Linked DNA regions of Homo sapiens: region 2 is linked to region 1. Evidence: read pairs that join two places in POLR2A ChIA-PET (ENCODE). Cell type or tissue: PC-9. All regions are shown on one strand.

Evidence for each region. ChIA-PET counts read pairs that join two places held together with the same protein. Peaks named below come from ENCODE experiments on the same cell type or tissue, not always from the same donor. Only the 100,000 strongest peaks of a DNase experiment are listed, where the experiment ranks them.
Region 2: POLR2A ChIA-PET joins it to region 1 with 5 read pairs; 2 of 35 experiments call an interaction of 5 or more read pairs at or near these places.

The regions. Positions count from the first base shown.
Region 1 is chr7:128,176,039-128,178,538 of GRCh38, forward strand. No RefSeq gene overlaps it. Among named protein-coding and RNA genes, the nearest start is that of MIR129-1, 31 kb to the right of the region's middle. In PC-9, no CTCF peak of the experiment used is centred here; a DNase peak (open chromatin) is centred at 943.
Region 2 is chr7:128,236,237-128,238,736 of GRCh38, forward strand. No RefSeq gene overlaps it. Among named protein-coding and RNA genes, the nearest start is that of LEP, 3.8 kb to the right of the region's middle. RefSeq lists an enhancer at 859-998 and a promoter at 2,120-2,500. In PC-9, no CTCF peak of the experiment used is centred here; a DNase peak (open chromatin) is centred at 965; H3K27ac peaks cover 1,126 bases.

The DNA.
Region 1 (2,500 bases):
GGGGCCTTGCTCCTCTGAGTGTGGTCAGCAGACCAGCAGCAACCAGGTCACCCAAGAGCTTATTAGAAATGCAGAATCTCAGGCTGCACCCTGGACCCATTGAATCAGAATCTGCATTTTCTTTCTTTCTCTTTCTTTTTTTTTTTCCTTCTTTTTCTTTTTTCGAGATGGAGTTTCGCTCTTGTCACCCAGGCTGAAGTGCAGTGGCACAATCTCAGCTCACTACAACCTCCGCCTCCCAGGTTCAAGAGATTCTCCTGCCTCAGCCTCCCGAGTAGCTGGGATTACAGACATGCACCACCATGCCCAGCTAATTTTTATATTTTTAGTAGAGACGGGGTTTCACCATGTTGGCCAGGCTGGTCTAGAATCTGCATTTTAACAAGATTCCCAGGTGATTTGTATACCTGTTAAAATGTGGCCTAGGGAATGATATGATGATGAGGCAAATAAGGGTGTAATGTTCAAGCCAATCCCTCTGCTCATTCATTTATGCAGTCATTTTACTGACAATCACTGACTACACTGTGTATCACTGTGCTAGCACACGCCGGGTGCTGCGTATTCAAAAAGGAACAAAGCCAGGGGTGAGGCAGGCACACAGCTCTTGGTTATAACACAAGGGTAATACCAGCACCTATGGAAGCTTGCAGAGCACACTGTGCGAGAGAGCACAGGAATGTGCCCTTCACTGCCTAGGAAGCAAAGGAATCGTCTCGCAGGGCCTGGGATGTTCAGAGGTAACAGATGCTCAGGACAGCTGCAGGAGAGGTGAGCAGTACAGGATGATGAAGGGCGCCCGTGTCCTTCAGAGGAGCCTTGGCATTCGCTGTGGACAATGAGGTGCCTCTGGAGACTTTAGATAAGAAGGAGAAGAATGTTATGAGTCAGACTGGCCTTTGTGGTAGAGAACTCTAGAAGAGAAAGTGGAAGAACTGGAATAGAGAAAACCTGGTGGTCATCGACAACAGTAGTTGGGACTCAGAAAGAATCCAGAGGCTGGCTGGGTGTGTGGTGGCTCACACCTGTAATCTCAGTGCTTTGGGAGGCCTAGCAGGGAGGATTGCTTGAGGCCAAGAGTTCAAGACCAGCCTGAGAAACATAGTGCGACTCCATCTCTACAAAAAAAAAGAAAAAATAAACGAAACAAAAAAAGAATCCAGAGGCCTCTTGATGAGGAGGATGGCAGAGGGGGTGGAGAGGAGGGCCAGGTTCAGGAGATGGTTCTGAGAGAGGATCTAGGTCCACAGGATTTAGGCAGATTGCATACAGGGTGAGAAGGAGTGAGGATGAGCATGACTCCCAGATGTGTAGTTCAGGCAACTTCGTGGAGGTGGCACCATTCAGTGAGATAAAGAACTCTGGAGCGCCGGGCACAGTGGCTCATGCATGTAATCCCAGCACTTTGGGAGGCCAAGGCGAGTGGATCACGAGGTTAGGAGTTCAAGACCAGCCTGGCCAACATGGTGAAACCCCATCTCTACTAAAAATACAAAAATTAGCTGGGCGTGGTGGCGCTTGCCTGTAATCCCAGCAACTCAGGAGGCTGAGGCAGGAGAATTGCTTGAACCCAGGAGGCGGAGGTTGCAGTGAGCCAAGATTGCGCCACTGCACTCCAGCCTGGGCGACAGAGTGAAACTCCATCTCAAACAAACAAACAAACAAACAAACAAACAAAAAACAGAACTCTGGAGGCAGAGCGAGCCTGGACAGGTGGAGCAGGAAATTGTGAATTCAGGACTGGAGCTGAGAAGCCGAGGCTGGAAGTAGATCAGGGTGTCAGCAGCATCCAGGGGGCTGCTGAAGCCATAGGAGTGAGTGGAGTAACTTAGGGTGGGAAAGGGAGAGGAGAACAGACACTGGGACCACATTATTCAAAGGTGGATTGGAGGAAGAAGAAAAGGAGAAGTGGGGAGGGAGGTTGGAGAGTGGGAAGGAGCCAGCGAAGACAAAACTTGAAAGAACGGATCAGAAGAGGAAACAGAACTCCTGGAAACAAAAACACATTCAGGAGGAAGAGCATGACTGTGGAGTAAAGTGCTGCAGAGAATGTAAGCAGGAGATGGGGACTAGCAATGGGGTTTGATAATGAGGCCATTAGCCAGTTTCTGAGCTAAGAGGAAAAAGTTAAGTGGTTAAAGATGCAGAGGGAGAGAAGGTAACTACAGAGCTGCATCTCCAGGCGCTGGGAGTAGATGGGATTCAGAGCACATAGAGGAATGAATCTTGGAAAGCAGAGGGAGATGGACGTTGTTCCCATCAGTGTTCTCTGACAAGGCACAAAGGCGTCTGCTGACAGCTGGGAGGAAATGCTGGGCTGGGCGGCCTGAGTCGGTGGCTGGGCCTCTGCGGAGTGGGACAGAGGTGGGAGATGGGGCCCCTGTCTGCAGTGGCCCCAGCAGCCTGCATTGCATTGTATTTTTTCCAGCTACAGAGGCTCAGGAGGTGAGCAGAATGAAGGTGGGTGGTTTCCCTCAAGTTTGGGGATTAGGCAAACTAA
Region 2 (2,500 bases), 60 kb after region 1:
TCTCTATCCTTGGTCCCTTACCTGGACTGTAGCCCCAGTTAACTGCTGAATACCAGCAGCTGGGTGTCCTCAGCAACCATGTCCACATGAAGCATCTTAGTCTCACCCACTCCTTCTGTGTCTCTACGAGCAGCATTGAGCTGTAGATGGGAAAGTGTATGGAAATATGATCACTTTTTCCCTAGGGCAAAGAGGGTTGGTGTTCTTTTCTTCAAAATTTATTTTGAATCTGTCTTTTCTGTCTCCCCACTACCCCTCACTCATGCTCCTGAGTCACTGCTGAGCTCCAGGGCTGTACCTTTCTCATTTTGGAATCTCTAGGATCTAGCATAGTACCCAGTGCACAGTATGCCTTCAATGTATGCCTCTTGGTTCAATGAATGAATGCATGAAAAAATGGGCAAATAAGTAAGTTTTAATAATTTGTCACCTTGATTTTTATTTCTTGCAATCCTTCCTGTATTTCTTGCAATCCTTGTTTTATTCCTTGCAATCCTTCCTATATGTCTCTGCCAGTTGAATCTTCCAAAGTGGTGACTCGACCACGTGAATCTCCTCTGGTGACTTTAATGGCTCCCACTGTCTGCGAAGGCCTTTCAAAACCCAGCTGCTTGTTACCTTTCTTTGCAAGGATTTTCTCTCTCACTCCTCAAAGCTCCATTCTGGCTGACTTGGCCTCTCTGTATCCTTTCCTGCCCTTGTTGAGTTGCCCTTTTCTCTGTGTAGCCACTTAGCTGCCTGTGCTGATACTTGCTGCTGGCTAAGCTTGTCATAAGTTCAGTGTGACACCCTTTCCCGTGATGGGCTGATTACAGTAAGGTCCCAATCTAGTGGTGCCTCCCTCTATTGCTGGGTTGGGTAATCTCCCAGTTACTCTGGGTTTGACCATGTGACTTGCTTTGGTCAACAGGAAACAGGATGTTAGCAGAGACTTGAAAAGTGCTTGCTCATTGGGGTTTGCCATCTTTTGCTGCTCTAGGGAATCCAGCAGCTGTCACCATGTAAACAAGCCCAGGCTAGACCAGTTACCCTCATCATCTTAGCTGATAGCCAGCCAGCCACCACAGGCATGAGTCAGGCCATATTGCTGGACCCACAGAATTATGAGCTAAATAAATAGTCTTGGGTTAAGCCACTAAGTTTTAGGCATAGTGTGTTATGTATCTCACAAACATATAAGACTGTGTGTTTGTTGACTGGAGGAAGAGATGCTATAAAGACCACCTTTTAAAACTTCCCAAATACTGCCACTGATGTCCTGATGGAGGTATGAAAACATCCACTAAAATTTGTGGTTTATTCATTTTTCATTATTTTGTTTAAGGAGGTCTATAGTGGAAGAGGGAGATATTTGGGGAAATTTTGTATAGACTAGCTTTCACGATGTTAGGGAATTATTATTGTGTGATAATGGTCTTGCAGTTACACAGAAATTCTTCCTTATTTTTTGGGAAGCACCAAAGTAGGGATAAAATGTCATGATGTGTGCAATACACTTTAAAATGTTTTTGCCAAAATAATTAATGAAGCAAATATGGAAAATAATAATTATTAAATCTAGGTGATGGGTATATTGTAGTTCACTATAGTATTGCACACTTTTCTGTATGTTTAAATTTTTCATTTAAAAAACTTTGAGCTAGACACCAGGCTATGAGCTAGGAGCATAGCAATGACCAAATAGACTCCTACCAACTCAAAGAATGCACATTCTCTGGGAAACATGTTTCCATTAGGAAGCCTCGAATGCAATGTGACTGTGGTCTCCAGGACCTGTGTGATCCTGGCTTTTCCTGTTCCCTCCGCATCATCACTGCAGGTGTGTTTTCCCAAGTTTTAAACATTTACCTTCCCAGTGGCCTTGCGTCTAGAGGAATCCCTGTATAGTGGTACATGAATATAACACATAACAAAAATCATCTCTATGGTGTGTGTTGTTCCTGGGGTTCAATTCAGCAAATTTTCCCTGGGCACCCATGTGTTCTTGGCACTGGAAAAGTACCGGGACTGAAACAGTTGATGGCCCAATCCCTGTCCTCTTAAAACCTAAGGGAGGAGATGGAAAGGGGCACCCAACCCAGACTGAGAGACAGGAATTAGCTGCAAGGGGAACTAGGAAAAGCTTCTTTAAGGATGGAGAGGCCCTAGTGGAATGGGGAGATTCTTCCGGGAGAAGCGATGGATGCACAGTTGGGCATCCCCACAGACGGACTGGAAAGAAAAAAGGCCTGGAGGAATCAATGTGCAATGTATGTGTGTTCCCTGGTTCAAGGGCTGGGAACTTTCTCTAAAGGGCCAGGTAGAAAACATTTTAGGCTTTCTAAGCCAAGGCAAAATTGAGGATATTACATGGGTACTTATACAACAAGAATAAACAATTTACACAATTTTTTGTTGACAGAATTCAAAACTTTATAGACACAGAAATGCAAATTTCCTGTAATTTTCCCATGAGAACTATTCTTCTTTTGTTTTGTTTTGCGACAGGGTTGCGCTGATC